Linked DNA regions of Mus musculus: all the other regions are linked to region 3. A link is a loop called in an ENCODE intact Hi-C map of the cell type or tissue named here. Cell type or tissue: heart. All regions are shown on one strand. Each heading gives the region's core, and the rest is flanking DNA. Links, peaks and the distances in the headings are about the cores only.

Region 1 (7,090 bases), core at 703-5,702, 120 kb after region 3:
TTCTCTGGCTTCCCCATGCACATGTGCACGCAAGCTCGCAGGCCCATGTACATGTGCACCAATTAAAGTAAACAGAAAGGAAGAATGTATACTGGCTGTATAGCACAGAGATAGTAAGAGGAACGCAAAAGAAGGTGATTTTCTAAACCACTTTTTTTTTCTCATAACAGTTAGATTTCCCCTTAGGCGGTTGGTAGGTAAAGCCAGCTTCCCACACAGCGTGAACTCCAATCAACAACGTCTACAGTGAGACTTGCCCATCAGTTCTGGTTCACTGTTAATCACACCAGCGTCCACTTTATTGCCAGATATATTTAAAGTGGGAGCTGATGATTAAATGCAGACGTCCTAGTGTTTTTTAGATGTATTTGTATGAATGTTTTCCCTGTGTGCATGGTACCTGCAGTGGTTGAAAGGCGTCGGATCCCCTAGAACTGGAGTTGCAAATGTCTGTCCATCAATCTCCATGTGGGTGCTGGGAACACATCTGCAAGAGCAGCTAGTGCACCCAACGGCAGAGCCCGTCTCCCTAGCCCCTAGACGCAGATATTTTTATAAGTAGCTTCTCAGGAAAGTCAGATGTTGTGAGCATCATGAGCGTGATCTAGGCTTCTAGCAGAACCTGTGGGCATGTTGTGGGGAGCTCTAAACATTGCGCAGATGTGATTGGTTGCCTACTTTCTCATTAAGCTCTCCATGGCGTGATCTGGCTGGTTTTCACAGGGTCTCCTAGCCCAAGGTGCTCTCACTCTCATTCTGTAGCAGAGGATGGCCCAGAATTTCCGATCGCCTGCTTCTGCCTTCCAAGTGCTGGGCCACCACACGTGGTTTAGCTCTCACTTCTTAGAGCAGAGGCGACTGTAGGGAAACGAGAGGGGCTTTGGAAATCACTTTGCAGGAAGGAACTCAGAAGGTGAGGCTCAGAGATAGAGGAATGATGGAGCATTGGGAAATGCCAGCCCTAGCTTTCCAATGTATGCCAGAACTTGAGTTCCGTACATTACAAACATCCAGAGTGAGTACTGCTCATGACTGGCCTGGGGTAGCCAATCCTTTCACCCATCGCTTTCACAGGAAGTGTTTCACAGGAAGTAAGTGTTTCACAGGAAGTGTTTCACAGGAAGTGTTGCCAGTACTTCAGCCTCTACGCAACTGGTCAGGATGCAGCTCCAGAACACAGCTGTGCTTGTAAGTGTTCACTGAATTCACCTTCCGGGCATTGGGTCAAAACTGTGAAGCGGGGCTAGGGGGATGGCTCAGCACTTAAGAACACTTGCTGCTCTTGAGCTAAGTTTCAAGTACCCACATGGGGTGAGTCATGACTAGCTCCTGGGGATCCGACACCCTCTTCTAGTCTCCAAGGGCACTCGTACATACATGGCATACACTTACACACACACACACACACACACGCAAATCCCTAAAAGAATGTCAAGCTTGGCCTGAGAATGCAGCTCAGTTGTTAGAGTCCTTGCCTAGTGAGCCAAAGTTTGGTCCCCAGCATTGCATAAACCACTGTGATGATACACGTCCCACTTCCAGCACTCGGGGGTAGAAGTAGAGGATCAGAAATTCAAAGTTATCCTTAGCTACAACGTGAGTTTGAGGCCAGCCTTCCATATATGAGACCCTGCTTCAAAAAGAAAACAGAATGTCATGCAAGCCATGTGTGCTGCTCCGTGACTGTCACCCCAGCATTTACCTTGTGAGCGTTTCTAATTATAATAGGATCGTGAAATCAGCAGAGAAGTACTGAAAGATGTCCGGAAATTAACTCTGACTATAAGTGTAAGATGACTTGGATCTGTGTTGTACAAAGAAAGCCAAGGATTATTCTCAGCTACAGTACAAACCAGCTTATTGAAAGGTAGCTTATAGCCAGTGGGTTCTACTGAAACATAGATAGATACCCTGGAACTTCACAGAGGTGAGGCCAGGGGGGAGGAGGTCACTTTATGACCAACTGATTAATTATTGAAAGCTTAGTCATCACTTTTTAAATATTCGATCATTTTTAATCACATGTCTCTGTGTGAGGTGTGCACGTGAGTATAGGTGTTTGTAGAGACCTGAGGTGTCAGATTCCCCCAGAGACGGAGTTGCTAGACATGGGTGTTGGGAACTGAACTCATGTCCTCTATAAGAGTAGTGTGAGATCTTACCTGATGAGCCATTTCTCCACCCCATCATCATTAACCCTTAAGAGCTTTCTGTCCTGGACACCCATATTAAAGTGAACTGCTCGGGAATGAGGTTGGTTTCCTATTAAAATGTTGAAATCTGCTTAGCTATGTTTCCCAAAGTATTTTTCTTTAAGAGAAATTTCCATCTGTAAAGGTCTATGATGAGGCCATATATAGGATGCATTTTATTTGGGTGCAGTAGTGGAGAGTCAAACGAAAGGGAGGGACTCAAAGTCACACTGGACAGCCGTATACACAGGGACAGATGACACACTCCTGGGGACCCATACCAGAGTGTCGGGCAAAAACACGGCATGCAATATTAGCACAGTGAGGTTTTTTAATTAGTTAGGGCTTGAAGCTGTGCTAGGATGTCCAACCTGTGCCTCTTAAAACAAACAAACAAACAAACAAACACCTCTGTACAAAGTAGCCACCTACTTGTGTAGCACTTTGTAATAATACAGAAAATCTGGCCCTCCCGAACAGTAATTTATGTGATGCTGCCCCCTGCTGGAGGATACAGAGTCTGGCTTGGTTAGGCGCCTTCCAAGGAGGCCCCACTAAGACAGAAAGAGAAAGGGTATGTTTTCTCTGTGACTTGGCAGACGAAGGCACTATACAGTGATGGAGGCTCATGTCTCCAGGATGTGCCCAGCACAGTGGCCTGGTACTCATCTGTCAGCACTGATGCACTTGCCTCCTCGGGTCTCTTGGGTCTCTTCCTCTCCCAGTTAAGCACCCAAGGATGCTGGGATGCAGCAGTCTCATTTACACTACAAAAAGACGTGCTTCTAAAGACAGGATTAACAACAGAGGCCAAACAGATTTTTCTCTTCTGGCCTCTCCTATGTAAGGCAGTTAAGCAGATCTCATTTGGTTTTGAGCAAAGACTTTCCCCCAGGTCTTTTTTTTTTTTTTTTTTTTTAATCAACCCTATTGTCCCTGCTTTATAATTTCCCTCCCATTTGAAGCCGTGATATTGCTGTCTACACCACTTGCTCAGAGCGAGCTGTATGCATATCTCAAATCGTCTTCCTCCCCCGGCCAACAGTATTCCCCTCTCTGAGCTGGCAGCAAACATCTGCTTCGTGTTGCCACGTGTACACACAGAAACAACAATGCCATCGATGTAGCAATGCCAAACCACTCTGCCCCGGGTGCTACAAAACCAAAGGCAGAGAGAGGCACACACCTCCGGAAGCACACTGAGAGATATTTGCAGTTTTGTCGCCTGCCTGGGACTCAGACCCCACCCTGGGACTCCTGGGCCCTTGGTTATAGATGCACAAGGAAGGGGGGAATCTTAGCTTTGCTGTGTTTAGAGAGAATCAAAGCCAAGATGCTGGGCCGAGTGCTGGGGCTATTGAAGTCTCAGCATCAGTGGATGGAGCACCAGTGGGTTCCCAAGACCTAGACTTGAAGGACCTTGGTGGAACAGGGTGTGCTTCCTTCCGGAGGCTGTGGAGGGCTATGGCTCTGGGAGGGAATCCCTGGGTGGTCACGTGGACTGAAGACCCTGGAGTGGTCAGTGATACAACTGGAAATGAAATGATGGAACTGCCCAGATCTCTTGGACATGGAAGAGGATGTTGCATTTTGTGTGACCGTCCAGTCTGTCCTCTGCAGCATCCCTCTGGGAACTTACGCAGACATTTCAGCCTGCGAAGGCAAAGCTTCCGAAAGCCCTGCTTCCTCGGAATGCCATCCGTACACCTTGGTGCTATCCTTTTGAAACTGTCTACATTTTCACCTCCTCTGTGATTCTGTTTTTGGAAAGATTTTATAACTGTAATAATGGGTGCTACAACATTAAAGACTGATGTCAACTGCAGTTCTAGTGGGTGCCTCATTTTCTTGAAATGTATATGCATTTCTGGGAAGGGGCGTTTTGCATGTACGCGAATGCGTGTAGAGGCAGGAGGACACCCTTGGATGTCAGGCACACAAACATACCATTCACAGATTTTGAGACAAGGTCTGCCATTGGCCTAGAACTCATGAATTACACCAGGCTAGCTGGCCATGAGACCCAAGAGGTCTTCCTATGTCTGGCTCCTCAGTGTGAAAATAACAAGTGTTATTTGCTCAGCATTTTCACATAGGTTGTGTGTCCTCATGCTTGAATAAAAGGCACTTTCTTGACTGGGCCATCCCCTAATACCTACTTTGTATGGACTCTAGCATGGTCATCAGCTCATAGGTCCTGTAGCCCATCATCTATTTCTGTTACTTGAGTACTCTGTGGTTTTCTGAAATGAGTCCCAGATGCTGAAGATGCTGAGACAAACAGCCCAACCATTCACTCCAGGAGCTGTCGACAGACAGTCACTGCAGGTAAGGGCTGATAAGACTAGGGAATGTGGGCAAAGGTGGTCCAGGAATAGGCCCAAGATGCGCTGAGCAGGAGGAAAAGCGAGCAGTTAGCCTTCCGAGAGGGTCTCCAGTGTACTGTGTCTGTATGTGAAGGGTCATTTCACTATTCCTACCTGCTTCTCCCGACCCAGTCCATCCTCTAGGTATCTGTGGGTTGCCCTCTCTGACAGGAACACTTCAGACTCACCTGTTCCATGACTAATCCTCGCAGCTTCGTGACCTGCTGGAGTTTTCTGTGTCAATCATCTACCAGCAGCTTCAGCATCCTTAAGACTCTTCTTCCTGGTCTATTTCCCTCTTTGGGCTGTTTTTGTTATCACTGTCTCTGTGTATGGGGTGTGTGTGTGTGTGGTACATACAAGAACACAGATATACATGAGAGTACATAGTATGGGGGTATACATGCCTGTGGAAGTTACTGGCCAATCTCCAGTTCTCCAGCATCTCCTCTGGTGCCACCCACCTTGATTTTTTTTGAGACAGGATCTCTCTCTGGCTTGGTTCTCAGGTTTTGGACTGAGGTGACTGGCTAGCAAGCCACACACACACACACACACACACACACACACGGATGCCCATGTTTGCCTAGAGTCACTAGGATCCCCACATCTCTCCACGCAGTGTATCTAGCTGCTCTGTGTTGGAAACTGCCCCTTTCAATTCACTTCGCTCCACATCTCATCTTTCACGCACGCGACTGCTCGAGCCACCCAGAATCAAAACCAAACAAGTTGTTACCTGCTTGAATTCCTCGTTCTGCCATCTCATCCAAACATAACCATCTCTGTCAGTTTAAACGAGGAGACTCTTTGTGACTCTACCTTGAAATTATCATGGCATTTGAAAATAGCATTAGCAATAAAGTCTTATCATGGCTACTTAATTGCCGTTCAAAAACTCAATATAAATTGAAACTTAAAAACACTCAAGGAAAAAAAATGCAGTCTGAGCTAAACATGGCCAGAAGTCTGTTCAAATCCATGATGATCCACCTCTGGTTCTACTCCTGAAAACAGACAGTTCTTTTACACCACACTTGACAGAAAACACATAACCGACATTGTTTTACCTGTTCCTGGCAAAGTCTCTGAACTGGGAACAAGTGGGTAATCAAGGAGATGGTGAGTTAATGCTTAGATACCAGCTTGGGAAGATTTCAGAGGAGATGGGGCCAGATTCCTTCACGCACCATTCAAGCAACTGTCAACTCTAGAGAGCCAATTCCTTGTTGCTCCCAAGGAGCTAGTCCAGGGAGATCCCGGCCCAGGGCTGCCCCAACACACCTCCCCAGAATTATCAAGTCACAGCTTGTTTTCCTAGGCAGGTTTCACCTGTTGCAACCAGTAAAGAGACACTTTGAAAAATGCATGCCAGTATGTTTGCACTAGAAAGATTTTTAAGAAATACTAACTTAGGGCAGTGAAATGGCTCAGTGAGTGAAGGTACTTACCACCAGGCAGGATAAACTGAGTTCAAGCCCCAGGACTCAGTTGGTGAGAGGAGAGAGTCAATTCCCACAAGTTGTTCTCTGAGCTCCACATAGGTACTGTGGCATGCAGGTGTGAAATACATAAGCATTAAAAGTCATTGAAGTCATTAAAAAAATACTAACTCTATGCTGAATGTCTTAAAATGTCAGTAACTTCATAAAAAGACTCCTCAGAACTGTACCTCCAATGACATGTGTGTGTGTGAGACTGTGTGCACACATACGAGCATGCCTGCATGCATGCAGGTACACAGGGTAAAGATGATTAATCCTGGAGGACCCTCCTTCCCCCAGCAACTCTTTCTCTAGAAGGCTCTGCCTCCCAAAGGCTCCACAATCTCTCCAAAGATTGCCACTACCTGGAGACCAAGAGTCCTAACACATCATCTTTTAGGGGACATGTCACATTCAAAACACAGCAAACTTACACTTTTCACCTATGATCTTGATTCAGCTAATGCTCCTCCATTTCAAGTTCACTCACACACACACACACACACACACACACACACCCTGCCCAGAGGCACACATATTTAAAGCTTGGGGGAGGGGAGGGAGAAGGAGGGAGGGAGGGAGGGAGAGAGAGAGAGAGAGAGAGAGAGAGAGAGAGAGAGAGAGAGAGCTTTTAAAGATGCATGACTTTCCCACTGATCTTGGCTTTCATGTGGGTGACTCAGGCCCTCAAGCTTGGAGTGACAGGCACTTTACCAAAGGAGCCATCTCCTCAGCCCATTAAGGAGTCTAGTTCTAGATGCTGGAGCCAGCCAGCCGTGTGCAGTAATCCCCTCTCTCAAACCTTCTCTCATCCTGAAAGAACTCACAGGAGAGATGAGTCTGGATCCGTCAATAGACACAGTCAATAGATCCTGACTCATCCGGCCATTACTAGGAACTGCTAAGATTGCTACCCATACCAACTGCCGGAAGTGCCAAGAGTCAGCTTAGGCTAGAACTTTACCCTAAATCCCACTCCAACAAATGGCCCTGTTTTCAGAAACAGTGCAGCTTCTGCTACCTTCACCATTGCCTCAACTTCCAGAAG
Region 2 (7,090 bases), core at 1,367-6,366, 740 kb before region 3:
TTGTCCCAGCTTTTTTCTTCCATCTTCTCTTTGTTGATTTCTTTCCCCTCTTCCTCTGTCCAGCAGTTTCTTGTCTAATTTATGGTAAATGGAAACAAAGTGTTTCTTTGTATCTGGCATCTTTTATTTAAAAATAAATTGTATTTTCTTCTTTGAAACAGAGTAACCACAGGAAAGGTCAGAAGGAATGCCTTCCTTAACTGTGACGGGGACAGACAGGCAGGGATGGCCTCTTGTCCTTTAGATAGCTTCTCCAGTGTCTCGATTTTTCTAAAATTTTGTGTAATTAAGACATTGAAGTTGAAAAACCAAAGTTATGATGTAAAAGCAGCAAAAGACACAGAAAAATAAGTTCATAATCCCAACCTTACCAGGCAGTTTCAGAACTAGCTTGGAGAATAGCATTTTGCCTAGATAGAGCCAGCATTTAAAAGCATTGCCTATGTTCAATTATTCCACATCTATTTGGGCCTCAGGCCAGAAGGTACAAATCTTCATAGGAATTTCTACTTTTTGTCTCAGTCCTGACCTGAACTCTGGACTGGGAGGTCAGCTACAGGGCCAGTCTTAGGTCTTTGCTATTCGTAGATGAGAGGATGACAATGTCCCCACTAACTACAACATGCTACACCATCTGAACAGCACAGTGGCTACTATGTACCTGAAAGAGATGTTTTTAGAGGTGTGCCTGGGCACTACAACCTCAGTGTCACATGCTGTAGGCCAAGAGTTCTGCCTAAACATGAAAGTTCTTACATGATGACAATGGCAGATGGCACTGCCACCACATTTACATCAAGTGAACTAAACTTAAAACGCAAAACTATAATTCAGGCTCACACTAACCACTGGCCAGCTGCTAACTGGCCACTTTGTGGAGCAGTGCAGAGGCTGGAGCAGTATGAGGGCAGCCAGACTGCCTACATTCCCATCACCCTCTCTGTACAGAGCATGGTCCATAGGTAAGTACCCCAGGCAGCACAAAGAGTGTGTTAGATAGGGCTCTGGTGTGACACAGCCCCTGTGTTGTGTGCTCACCTGGCTCCCAGGTAACCTGCGTGCACTGTGGAGGAAGCTGTGATGAGCCCCTGACTCTCCACCTTGGCTGCACTTAACCAACTAGGATATTGTTTCTCAGCCTGTGGGTCATGAGCTCTTTGGGGTTGAATGACCTTTCACAGGTATCACCTAAGACCATCAGAAAGTACAGATATTTACACTATAATTTATAACCATAGCAAATTTGCAGTTATGAAGTAGCAACAAAGATACTTTTATGGTTGGGGTCACCACAACATGAGGAACTCTATTAAAAGGTTCCAGCATTAGGAAGGCTGAGAGTCATGAAACTAGTGTTTAAAAACATGGGGGCAGGGTCCTCACTCTCTGTAGGGCAGGACCTGGCCTCTAGAGCTTAAATTTCTCAAGAAATCTAGGGTATGCATAGACCATTCATATCACTAAAATTAAGCCAAATATAAAATTGTCACTTTGTTTTTCTTCAATTTGAAAAAGCATGGAATGTATGGAAAACCCACCTCTGCTGGGCGCCAAAGGATTTAAAGGACGATAAACAGATCGAGGCCTGAAGAAGAGCACAAAACCGAGCTGTAAAATGGTTTAACGTACATGTGGTACCTTTTACAACACAAACAAGACCCGCCTCTCCTACTCCGGCCCTCAATTACTTGAAGCAGTTTTCTTCATAGATGCTGTTCCACACCCTCCATGCTGAGGAGCCCTTGTAGCCAGTGTACCGTTCCGGGTTCAGCAGCAGGTCCACATACTGTGCAGCAGGAGACCGCTCATCTGTCAGGAGCAAATGGTAAGCCACAGGACAATGACTCTCCAACCAGAGAAGTTCCTGGGTCAAGTCCACTCCACCTCACACGGTTGGGTGCTTAGTCCCTGTGACCACCCTTGACCCTGAATGTGTAGCACTTGGACAAATTACTCAAGAGGGAAAAGAACAACTCCTTCCTTTCTTTGGTTCCTCAAAGTTCACTCAGGGAATGTAACATTCTCCACCTTAGTTATAACCATCCAGGAATAAAAAGAAATAACAGAATCAGATTTAACCACATAGGAGTAAAAAGAAATGAATCAGATTTATGTCATTTCTTTCTATAATTTATCTATCTCAACATAGACTCAAACACTATTTTTTGTTTGTTTTTTCGAGACGGGGTTTCTCCTTCTAGCCCTGACTGTCCTGGAACTCACTCTGTAGACCAGGCTGGCCTCGAACTCAGAAATCCACCTGCCTCTGCCTCCCAAGTGCTGGGATTAAAGGTAACACCACCACTGCCTGGCTCAGAAACATTATTTTGTTCCATCTTGTATTACAAAGATTTTTCCATTATTCTCTACAGAATAATTTGGTCTTTAAACTTCCTCTTCCTTTTCTACTTGGTAATGTATTTTTCTGTCACTTTAACAAGATGCATCAGATATTCATTGACTGTTGTCCCCATAATCACAGGGAAACCCGGCAACCCGGCCCATGCCCTACAAGGACTACCTGCTGCTATCGTGATGTAGGAGGATAAAAAGGTAACCATAAATTGTCCTATTAAATGGATTGAATACAACAGAGATAATGGAAACATGATTTTACAGAATGCAAGATCTTATCTCTAATCCTAGTCACAAAGACACAGGAAACAAGTTACAATTGAATATACAAAAACTCACAAGAAGTTTAATTTGACTTGAAGCCATTAATTTTAAAAATTCTAATAAAAAATAAAAGTTCAAATCATGAGGGTTTTTTTGTAAAGACTGTTTCCCACATGGTTTGTTTCCTCAGTCATTGCCCATGGGACTCTGAGAAGTCGTAGGAATACACGGGCACAGACTCAAGCCCAGCTCCAGTACTGTGGAAAGGGACCGTGCATCAGTGGGCAGCGGGTGCCCTATACGCCATACCAGCCACCAGGACAGAGCCCGGGGAGAGGGCGGTAGGGGATTTTTTTTTTAAAGCATTGTTTTGTAGGGGTAAGGATGCAGGAAGCAGCTAAGTGAGATACTTGTGAAGCTCTGGTTTTTACTACCTTTAAGCAAACACAAACCTTAAGAGGAAAAAGGATATATATGGATATATATATACACACACACACGTGTATGATAGTGTGATTAAACGGTATGTTAAAATGTACTATTTAGTTTCTATTTTTTCCAGAGTAATAAAAAGACAATTTTGCTGAGCACACTTCAAGGGAGCAGAGGCCTGGGCAGGAACAGAATGGCCTTCTCATTTTATTTCTAATTTCTGTATCATTCATCTTTAAAACCTTACATATGGGTATTTTGCCTAGATGTATGCTTCTGTACCACATCGTGCAGTTCCAACAAAGGCCAAAAGAGGGCGCCAGATCCCCTGCAGCTGGAGTTATAGAGAGCTGTGAGTGGCCATCTAGGTTCTAGAAATTGAATCCAGGTCCTCAGTAAGAGCAGCCATTAACTGCTGAGCATGTCTCTAACATCAGTTACATATTTTTAATTCTTTGAGCTATTTTTTTAAACTCTGTAAAGCAGATTTGGTTATAAATAAAACTTCTTGAATATCACTGAATGTCATTAATGTATTCTGATATAATATGCATATGTATAGACATATATTCATTTTAAATATATGCATATATGTATTTATACACATATATTCTTATATATAATGTGCAGGGTCTGCTATGAGTGTGTAGGTAGGACTTGCACCAATCTCCTTACCACAGAAAACCCATTCAACAACTATGAAGAAAAGGTATTTACTGAAAAGCCCTGTCCAGCCCTGCCCTACACTGATGACATCAAACCATGACGATTTACAATATATTTTAGTGGGTCAGCAATGTAGCTCAATGAAACCATACTTGCCTAGCATGTGTGGTTGATACTCAGCACCACGAATGTGTACACCCACACTCAAATCATCTAAGAACTTTAAGGAAGTTAAAAAAAAAAGTGTATAAGCAATTATATCAAGTTTTTTTTAACTCATTAAATAAAATTTTTGTTCTCGGTTTTCTTTCAGTTAAAACATCTTTTAATACTTTTTTCAAATCACAAAAGGGTAGGATTTGTTAGCTCACGTAAGGGAGCTGGCAAGCTACCCATGCGCCTCACGTGGCTGCTGCTGGGAGGGAGGGGTGGTGGTCACGGGCTGCTTTCACATCACCCTGGCAGCACTGAGAGAGTGCCACAGAGATGGGGGTCTACAAAACCCTAAGATTTCTATTTGGTATTTACTGGAAAGCCCTGCCCTACACTGATGAGGACTGCCTTCTTCCAGAGTGAGTGATGCAGCAAGTTCCCACAGTGGTGCTGAGGCCATTCTCCACCCAGGTCTGCTAGGACATTGATCCTACCTAATTCTCACTGGCTTATAATCCCTATGCCCCTCTCCCTGGAAGTTTTCTTCCTCCTACAAAGCTATCTTTTCTATTTTGCCACGCTAACTATTATCTAAGGATCCAGAGATTGGGATTCTGCCCTTCCTAATTTTGCAAATTTATCAAATTGGATTTTACATATTTTTAATTCTTTGAGCTATTTTTTAAACTCTGTAAAGCAGATTTGGTTATACATAAAACTTAATATGTCTTGCCATAAATGTAGCGTAGTTCCAAATGAATTTTTCTTTGTCCTAATTTAGTAGCAGTGGTATGAGGTTTCACCTCATTTTCTAGTGTACCAAACACAACCCAGGCACTTTCTTAAAACACAGTGTAACATTGGGTCAGCTCACAGTGAGTGCAGACTTGTTGCATACGTTACAGATTTAAACATGTTAAGGTTCTTGGTTGAGCTTATAAGTCCATTGCCAATCTTATCTAATTTGTTCCAAATTCGCTATAAAAGCATAGTCTGCACACTTGAGGAGGATCCATAGTTTATAAAGTTCAAGTAATCGTAACAGGCAGATTTGGAAACGATTACTTTGAACAGTGTTTTCAAATTATTAATGAACACGCCCTGCCCATCACACTATTTAGGCCAATTGTTCATTTAGCCGAGTATTCATTAAGGACTTCCATGTCCACATACGAGTCTGGACATTACATCTCTGAGTCAAAGACCAAGCTCTTGTCCACAGGTATATCAGTCTAACTGAAGAAGGCAGACAGCACACAAACAAAACCTCCTGGGTAACAGGCTGTAGGTACATGTTGGAAAGTGGGCTGGGCAGAAACCACCAGTGTGGGGCCTGGGGGAAACAGGTGACATCTGAGCAGAAGTATGAACGGAGGGAAGCAGCCAGCTGTGTATAATGCTAGCAGGGGAACAGAGAGAGCCCCCGAGTTAGTGGGTATTAAACCACAAAAGTACTGAAAACCTACTTCTTCACCTATAGCATTCTCTTCCTTCCACACAGAGAAAGTCACACCAATAAGACATCAGAAACAGGTGCATGCAAGTATTTTCATGAATACACTTGAGTGAATATTCTTGAGGTTTTAATTTTAATCCACTGACATTAATACAACAGGCACATCTAAACAACAATCCTGGATCCTGGCAACAATGACAAATAATAGGTAAACATCACTGGGGCACAGGTGGACACTGCTATTCAGAGTAACAGTATGCAGCATAGCTTCATTTGCATAAAGTTATATAAAAGCCATAAGTGTTTCAAATTCATAATCTTAAATCTTAAAGTAGAGCTAGGGAGATGTCTCAGTGGATAAGACACTTGTCCTGAAAGCATAAGGACCACAGTTGGTGTCCCAAGAGAACCAGGTAAATGTTTGACAGGAATGGTGGCCACCTATATAACTCCAGCATGCCGGAGGCAGAACTAGGGCCTCTCAGAGCAAGGAGGCTAGAGTAGCTATAGTAAGAGAGCTACTGGGCTCTAAAGACCTGCCTAAATAAATATACTCACAAGACATACCTTCCATATGTACAATTTAAGAAACCAATGTGGGGTTTGCTTTTTGTTTTGATTTTTTCTTTGGTTTGATTGGTTTTTCAAGACAGAGTTTCTTTGAATAGCTCTGGCTGTCCTGGAATTTACTTAGTAGAGTAGGCTAACCTCAAAAAGAGACCTGCCTGTCTTTGCCTCTCAAAGGTGTGTGCCAGCAAGTCCTGTGAAAACAGTATTTAAAAAAACAAAAACTGGTTAAAATGGTCACGGTGGCTGTGGTGGTTTGAACAGGAATGGCCTCCGTAGGTTCATATATGTAAATGCTTAGTCGTTACGAAGTAGTGCTACTTAAGAGGGATTAGGTGGATGGCTTTGTTGGAGGAAGTGTGTCACTGGAGGTGAGCTTTGAGGTTTCAAGGGCCCAGTGAGGGCCCAGTGGTACTCTCTCTTGTTGCCTTTGGACCCAGATGTAGAACTCTCAGCTACTGTTTCTGCCTGCTTGCTGTCATGTTCCCCACCAAGTGGATAACTGACTGACTAAACCTTTGAAACTGTAAGCAAACCCAAACTAAAGGTTTTCTTTTTGTAAGAGTTGTCATGATCTAGGTGTCTCTTCACAGCAATAAAACACCGACTAAGACAGTGCCACATACCTTTCCTAGCACTCAGGAGGCAGAGGCAGGTGGATCTCTAAGACTTCAAAGCTAATCTGTTCTATATAATGAGTTCCAAGGTAGTCAGGGCAAAATAGAGATAATCTGTCTTCAAAACAAAACAAACAAACAAAAAAACCAAACAAGTGCTGGGTGGTGGTGCACACTTTTAATCCCAGCACTTGGGAGGGAGAGGCAGGCAGATCTCAAGTTCAAAGCCAGCCTAGTCTATAGAGCGAGTTTCAGGACGTCCAGAGCTATACAGAAACCCTATCTCAACAAAACAAAACAAAAAACAAAAAAAATTGTCAACACTATATTACAGGTTATCTAATATGTCAACTTCTGTGTTAATAATCATCCTGCAGACTGATAGGATACTGGTATTGGAAGTGAGCTATTTTTTTTTAACCCCATGTATGGAGTGTGTGTGCGCGCATGTCACAGCATGCATGTAGGGATCAGAGGGCAGTTGTGGTTGTCTGTCCTTGCCTTATACTTTGAGGTAAGATCTCTTGCTATTCACTATGTCCAGCTTTACATAGTTGCTGAGGATTCAAACCCAGATCCC
Region 3 (7,090 bases), core at 743-5,742:
CAGCCAGCATTTAAAAGCAATGCCTATGTTCAATTATTCCACATCTATTTGGGCCTCAGGCCAGAAGGTACAAATCTTCAAAGGAATTTCCACTTTTTGTCTCAGTCCTGACCTGAACTCTGGACTGGGAGGTCAGCTACAGGGCCAGTCTTAGGTCTTTGCTATTCGTAGATGAGAGGATGACAATGTCCCAACTACAACATGCTACACCATCTGAACGGCACAGTGGCTACTATGTACCTGAAAGAGATGTTTTTAGAGGTGTGCCTGGGCACTACAACCTCAGTGTCACATGCTGTAGGCCAAGAGTTCTGCCTAAACATGCAAGTTCTTACATGATGACAATGGCAGATGGCACTGCCACCACATTTACATCAAGTGAACTAAACTTAAAACGCAAAACTATAATTCAGGCTCACACTAACCTCAGAAACAGCTAATGGCCAGCTGCTAACTGGCCACTTTGTGGAGCAGTGCAGAGGCTGGAACAGTATGAGGGCAGCCAGACTGCCTACATTCCCATCACCCTCTCTGTACAGAGCATGGTCCATAGGTAAGTACCCCAGGCAGCACAAAGAGTGTGTTAGATAGGGCTCTGGTGTGACACAGCCCCTGTGTTGTGTGCTCACCTGGCTCCCAGGTAACCTGCGTGCACTGTGGAGGAAGCTGTGATGAGCCCCTGACTCTCCACCTTGGCTGCACTTAACCAACTAGGATATTGTTTCTCAGCCTGTGGGTCATGAGCTCTTTGGGGTTGAATGACCTTTCACAGGTATCACCTAAGACCATCAGAAAGTACAGATATTTACACTATAATTTATAACCATAGCAAATTTGCAGTTATGAAGTAGCAACAAAGATACTTTTATGGTTGGGGTCACCACAACATGAGGAACTCTATTAAAAGGTTCCAGCATTAGGAAGGCTGAGAGTCATGAAACTAGTGTTTAAAAACATGGGGGCAGGGTCCTCACTCTCTGTAGGGCAGGACCTGGCCTCTAGAGCTTAAATTTCTCAAGAAATCTAGGGTATGCATAGACCATTCATATCACTAAAATTAAGCCAAATATAAAATTGTCACTTTGTTTTTCTTCAATTTGAAAAAGCATGGAATGTATGGAAAACCCACCTCTGCTGGGCGCCAAAGGATTTAAAGGACGATAAACAGATCGAGGCCTGAAGAAGAGCACAAAACCGAGCTGTAAAATGGTTTAACGTACATGTGGTACCTTTTACAACACAAACAAGACCCGCCTCTCCTACTCCGGCCCTCAATTACTTGAAGCAGTTTTCTTCATAGATGCTGTTCCACACCCTCCATGCTGAGGAGCCCTTGTAGCCAGTGTACCGTTCCGGGTTCAGCAGCAGGTCCACATACTGTGCAGCAGGAGACCGCTCATCTGTCAGGAGCAAATGGTAAGCCACAGGACAATGACTCTCCAACCAGAGAAGTTCCTGGGTCAAGTCCACTCCACCTCACACGGTTGGGTGCTTAGTCCCTGTGACCACCCTTGACCCTGAATGTGTAGCACTTGGACAAATTACTCAAGAGGGAAAAGAACAACTCCTTCCTTTCTTTGGTTCCTCAAAGTTCACTCAGGGAATGTAACATTCTCCACCTTAGTTATAACCATCCAGGAATAAAAAGAAATAACAGAATCAGATTTAACCACACAGGAGTAAAAAGAAATGAATCAGATTCATGTCATTTCTTTCTATAATTTATCTATCTCAACATAGACTCAAACACTATTTTTTGTTTGTTTTTTCGAGACGGGGTTTCTCCTTCTAGCCCTGGCTGTCCTGGAACTCACTCTGTAGACCAGGCTGGCCTCGAACTCAGAAATCCACCTGCCTCTGCCTCCCAAGTGCTGGGATTAAAGGTAACACCACCACTGCCTGGCTCAGAAACATTATTTTGTTCCATCTTGTATTACAAAGATTTTTCCATTATTCTCTACAGAATAATTTGGTCTTTAAACTTCCTCTTCCTTTTCTACTTGGCAATGTATTTTTCTGTCTCTTTAACAAGATGCATCAGATATTCATTGACTGTTGTCCCCATAATCACAGGGAAACCCGGCAACCCGGCCCATGCCCTACAAGGACTACCTGCTGCTATCGTGATGTAGGAGGATAAAAAGGTAACCATAAATTGTCCTATTAAATGGATTGAATACAACAGAGATAATGGAAACATGATTTTACAGAATGCAAGATCTTATCTCTAATCCTAGTCACAAAGACACAGGAAACAAGTTACAATTGAATATACAAAAACTCACAAGAAGTTTAATTTGACTTGAAGCCATTAATTTTAAAAATTCTAATAAAAAATAAAAGTTCAAATCATGAGGGTTTTTTTAAAAGACTGTTTCCTGCATGGTTTGTCTCCTCAGTCATTGCCCATGGGACTCTGAGAAGTCGTAGGAATACACGGGCACAGACTCAAGCCCAGCTCCAGCACTGTGGAAAGGGACCGTGCATCAGTGGGCAGCGGGTGCCCTATACTCCACACCAGCCACTAGGACAGAGCCCGGGGAGAGTGCGGTAGAGGATTTTTTTTAAGCATTGTTTTGTAGGGTAAGGATGCAGGAAGCAGCTACGTGAGATACTTGTGAAGCTCTGGTTTTTACTACCTTTACGCAATCACAAACCTTAAGCGGAAAAAAGGATGTATATGGATATACACACACACACACACATATGTATAATATTGTGATTAAACAATATGTTAAAATGTACTATTTAGTTTCTATTTTTTCCAGAGTAATAAAAAGACAATTTTACTGAGCACACTTCAGGGAGCAGAGGCCTGGGCAGGAACAGAATGGCTTTCTCATTTTATTTCTAATTTCTGTGTCATTCATCTTTAAAACCTTACATATGGGTATTTTGCCTACATGTATGCTTCTGTACCACATCGTGCAGTTCCAACAAAGGCCAAAGGAGGGCGCCAGATCCCCTGCAGCTGGAGTTACAGACAGCTGTGAGCGGCCATCTAGGTTCTAGAAATTGAACCCAGGTCTTCAGTAAGAGCAGCCATTAACTGCTGAGCCATGTCTCTAGCATCAGTTACATATTTTTAATTCTTTGAGCTATTTTTTAAACTCTGTAAAGCAGATTTGGTTATAAATAAAACTTCTTGAATATCACTGAATGTCATTAATGTATTCTCTGATATATATATATATATGCATATGTATAGACATATATTCATTTTAAATATATGCATGTATATATTTATACACATATATTCTTATATATCATGGGCAGGGTCTGCTATGAGTGTGTAGGTAGGACTTGCACCAGTCTCCTTACCACAGAAAACCCATTCAACAACTATAAAGAAAAGGTATTTACTGAAAAGCCCTGTCCAGCCCTGCCCTACACTGATGACATCAAACCATGACGATTTACAATATATTTTAGTGGGTCAGCAATGTAGCTCAATGAAACCATACTTGCCTAGCATGTGTGGTTGATACTCAGCACCACGAATGTGTACACCCACACTCAAATCATCTAAGAACTTTAAGGAAGTTTAAAAAAAAAAGTGTATAAGCAATTATATCAAGTTTTTTTTTAACTCATTAAATAAAATTTTTGTTCTCGGTTTTCTTTCAGTTAAAACATCTTTTAATACTTTTTTCAAATCACAAAAGGGTAGGATTTGTTAGCTCACGTAAGGGAGCTGGCAAGCTACCCACGCGCCTCACGTGGCTGCTGCTGGGAGGGAGGGGTGGTGGTCACGGGCTGCTTTCACATCACCCTGGCAGCACTGAGAGAGTGCCACAGAGATGGGGGTCTACAAAACCCTAAGATTTCTATTTGGTATTTACTGAAAAGCCCCGCCCTACACTGATGAGGACTGCCTTCTCTCCAGAGTGAGTGATGCAGCAAGTTCCCACAGTGGTGCTGAGGCCGGCCATTCTCCACCCAGGTCTGCTAGGACATTGATCCTACCTAATTCTCACTGGCTTATAATCCCTATGCCCCTCTCCCTGGAAGTTTTCTTCCTCCTACAAAGCTATCTTTTCTATTTTGCCACGCTAACTATTATCTAAGGATCCAGAGATTGGGATTCTGCCCTTCGTAATTTTGCAAATTTATCAGACTGGATTAATATGTCCTCCCTCAAATGTAGCGTTGTTCCAAATGAATTTTTCTTTAACTGTCCTAACTTAGTAGCAGTGGTATGAGGTTTCACCTCATTTTCTAGTGTACCAAACACAACCCAGGCACTTTCTTAAAACACAGTGTAACATTGGGTCAGCTCACAGTGAGTGCAGACTTGTTGCATACGTTACAGATTTAAACATGTTAAGGTTCTTGGTTGAGCTTATAAGTCCATTGCCAATCTTATCTAATTTGTTCCAAATTCGCTATAAAAGCATGGTCTGCACACTTGAGGAGGATCCATAGTTTATGAAGTTCAAGTAATCGTAACAGCCAGATTTGGAAACGATTACTTTGAACAGTGTTTTCAAATTATTAATGAACACGCCCTGCCCATCACCCTATTTAGGCCAATTGTTCATTTAGCCGAGTATTCATTAAGGACTTCCATGTCCACATACGAGTCTGGACATTACATCTCTGAGTCAAAGACCAAGCTCTTGTCCACAGGTATATCAGTCTAACTGAAGAAGGCAGACAGCACACAAACAAAACCTCCTGGGTAACAGGCTGTAGGTACATGTTGGAAAGTGGGCTGGGCAGAAACCACCAGTGTGGGGCCTGGGGGAAACAGGTGACATCTGAGCAGAAATATGAACGGAGGGAAGCAACTAGCTGTGTATAATGCTAGCAGGGGAACAGAGAGAGCCCCCGAGTTAGTGGGTATTAAACCACAAAAGTACTGAAAACCTACTTCTTGACCTATAGCATTCTCTTCCTTCCACACAGAGAAAGAAACACCACTAAGACATCAGAAACAGGTGCATGCAAGTATTTTCATGAATACACTTGAGTGAATATTCTTGAGGTTTTAATTTTAATCCACTGACATTAATACAACAGGCACATCTAAACAACAATCCTGGATCCTGGCAACAATGACAAATGACAGGTAAACATCACTGGGGCACAGGTGGACACTGCTATTCAGAGTAAGAGTATGCAGCATAGCTTCATATGCATAAAGTTATATAAAAGCCATAAGTGTTTCAAGTTCATAATCTTAAATCTTAAAGTAGAGCTAGGGAGGTGTCTCAGTGGATAAGCCACTTGTCCTGAAAGCATAAGGACCAGAGTTGGTGTCCCAAAAGAACCAGGTAAATGTTTGACAGGAATGGTGGCCACCTATATAACTCCAGCATGCCAGAGGCAGAACTAGGGCCTCTCAGAGCAAGGAGGCTAGAGCAGCTATAGTAAGAGAGCTACTGGGCTCTAAAGACCTGCCTAAATAAATATACTCACAAGACATACCTTCCATATGTACAATTTAAGAAACCAATGTGGGGTTTGGCTTTTTGTTTTTTGTTTTTATTTTTTCTTTGGTTTGATTGTTTTTTTTCAAGACAGAGTTTCTTTGAATATCTCTGGCTGTCCTGGAATTTACTTAGTAGAGTAGGCTAACCTCAAAAAGAGATCTGCCTGTCTTTGTCTCTCAAAGGTGTATGCCAGCAAGTCCTGTGAAAACAGTATTTAAAACAAACAAACAAACAAACAAAAACTGGTTAAAATGATCACGGTGGCTGTGGTGGTTTGAACAGGAATGGCCCCCGTAGGTTCATATATGTAAATGCTTAGTTGTTACGAAGTAGTGCTACTTAAGAGGGATTCGGTGGATGGCTTTGTTGGAGGAAGTGTGTCACTGGAGGTGAGCTTTGAGGTTTCAAGGGCCCAATGAGGCCCAGTGGTACTCTCTCTTCTTGTCGCTTTTGGACCCAGATGTAGAACTCTCAGCTACCATGTCTGCCTGCTTGCTGTCATGTTCCCCACCATGTGGATAACTGACTGACTAAACCTTTGAAACTGTAAGCAAACCCCAACTAAAGGTTTTCTTTTTATAAGAGTTGTCATGATCGAGGTGTCTCTTCACAGCAATAAAACACCGACTAAGACAGTGCCACATACCTTTCCTAGCACTCAGGCGGCAGAGGCAGGTGGATCTCTAAGACTTCAAAGCTAATCTGTTCTATATAATGAGTTCCAAGGTAGTCAGGGCAAAATAGAGATAATCTGTCTTCAAAACAAAACAAATAAATAAACAAAAAAACCAAACAAGTGCTGGGTGGTGGTGCACACTTTTAATCCCAGCACTTGGGAGGGAGAGGCAGGCAGATCTCAAGTTCAAAGCCAGCCTGGTCTATAGAGCGAGTTTCAGGACATCCAGAGCTATACAGAAACCCTATCTCAACAAAACAAAACAAAAACCAAAAAAAATTGTTAACACTATATTACAGGTTATCTAATATGTCAACTTCTGTGTTAACAATCATCCTGCAGACTGATAGGATACTGGTATTGGTGGTGAGCTATTTTTTTTAACCCCATGTATGGAGTGTGTGTGTGTGCACGCGCTCGCACATGCCACAGCATGCATGTAGGGATCAGAGGGCAACTGTGGCTGTCTGTCCTTGCCCTCTACTTTGAGGTAAGATCTCTTGCTCTTCACTATGTCCAGCTTTACATAGTTGCTGAGGATTCAAACCCAGGTCCCTGGGCTTGCAAGGCGAGCGCTTTACCCACCAAGCCATATCGCCAACCCTGAGAATTCCATGAAATGCCTATTTTGAGTGTAATATATATTCACAGAATACATTAATATGAAAGTCTCCATGCTTAATTTTTAATTGAAAGAAGTGATGATAGTAGGGTTTTTTTGTTTGGCTCATCTTTTTAAGATGAGGCTCTTACGTAGCTAGACTAACTGTAGTCAAGGGTGACTTTGGGGTCTTGATCCTCCCTCCTCCTCCACATCTCAAGTACAGAGATCACAGGCATGAGTTGTGGCACTCAGCATACTTGAGTTGTCAACCGGAACAAATGAAAGAATAGTGACATAAAATAAACAATGCCAACTACTTGAGGTACTTCCACTCAAATAGAGATGACAGCAGCCACAGAAAGTGTCTCTAACAAA

Evidence for each region. A loop is a pair of places that touch in the nucleus more often than their neighbours do. Peaks named below come from ENCODE experiments on the same cell type or tissue, not always from the same donor. Only the 100,000 strongest peaks of a DNase experiment are listed, where the experiment ranks them.
Region 1: it touches region 3 in a loop (7-fold over the local background); 13 of 42 quality-filtered maps call a loop at or near these places.
Region 2: it touches region 3 in a loop (3-fold over the local background); 9 of 42 quality-filtered maps call a loop at or near these places.

What each region holds. Positions count from the first base shown.
Region 1 is chr13:12,469,559-12,476,648 of GRCm38, reverse strand. It overlaps Edaradd (EDAR (ectodysplasin-A receptor)-associated death domain), which reads left to right. Exons shown (of 6, transcript NM_133643.4): 6 at 1-5,440. Among named protein-coding and RNA genes, the nearest start is that of Lgals8, 11 kb to the right of the region's middle. In heart, for the core only: a CTCF peak has its summit at 2,695 (motif pointing left); a DNase peak (open chromatin) is centred at 2,734; H3K27me3 peaks cover 1,614 bases.
Region 2 is chr13:13,325,361-13,332,450 of GRCm38, reverse strand. It overlaps the pseudogene LOC115488269 and the pseudogene Gm18562. Among named protein-coding and RNA genes, the nearest start is that of Gm7040, 6.4 kb to the right of the region's middle. In heart, for the core only: a CTCF peak has its summit at 3,358 (motif pointing right); no DNase peak of the experiment used is centred there.
Region 3 is chr13:12,585,071-12,592,160 of GRCm38, reverse strand. Ero1b (endoplasmic reticulum oxidoreductase 1 beta) reads right to left here. Exons shown (of 16, transcript NM_026184.2): 7 at 1,280-1,400; 8 at 1,130-1,176. It also overlaps the pseudogene Gm25483. Among named protein-coding and RNA genes, the nearest start is that of Ero1b, 23 kb to the right of the region's middle. In heart, for the core only: a CTCF peak has its summit at 2,948 (motif pointing right); no DNase peak of the experiment used is centred there.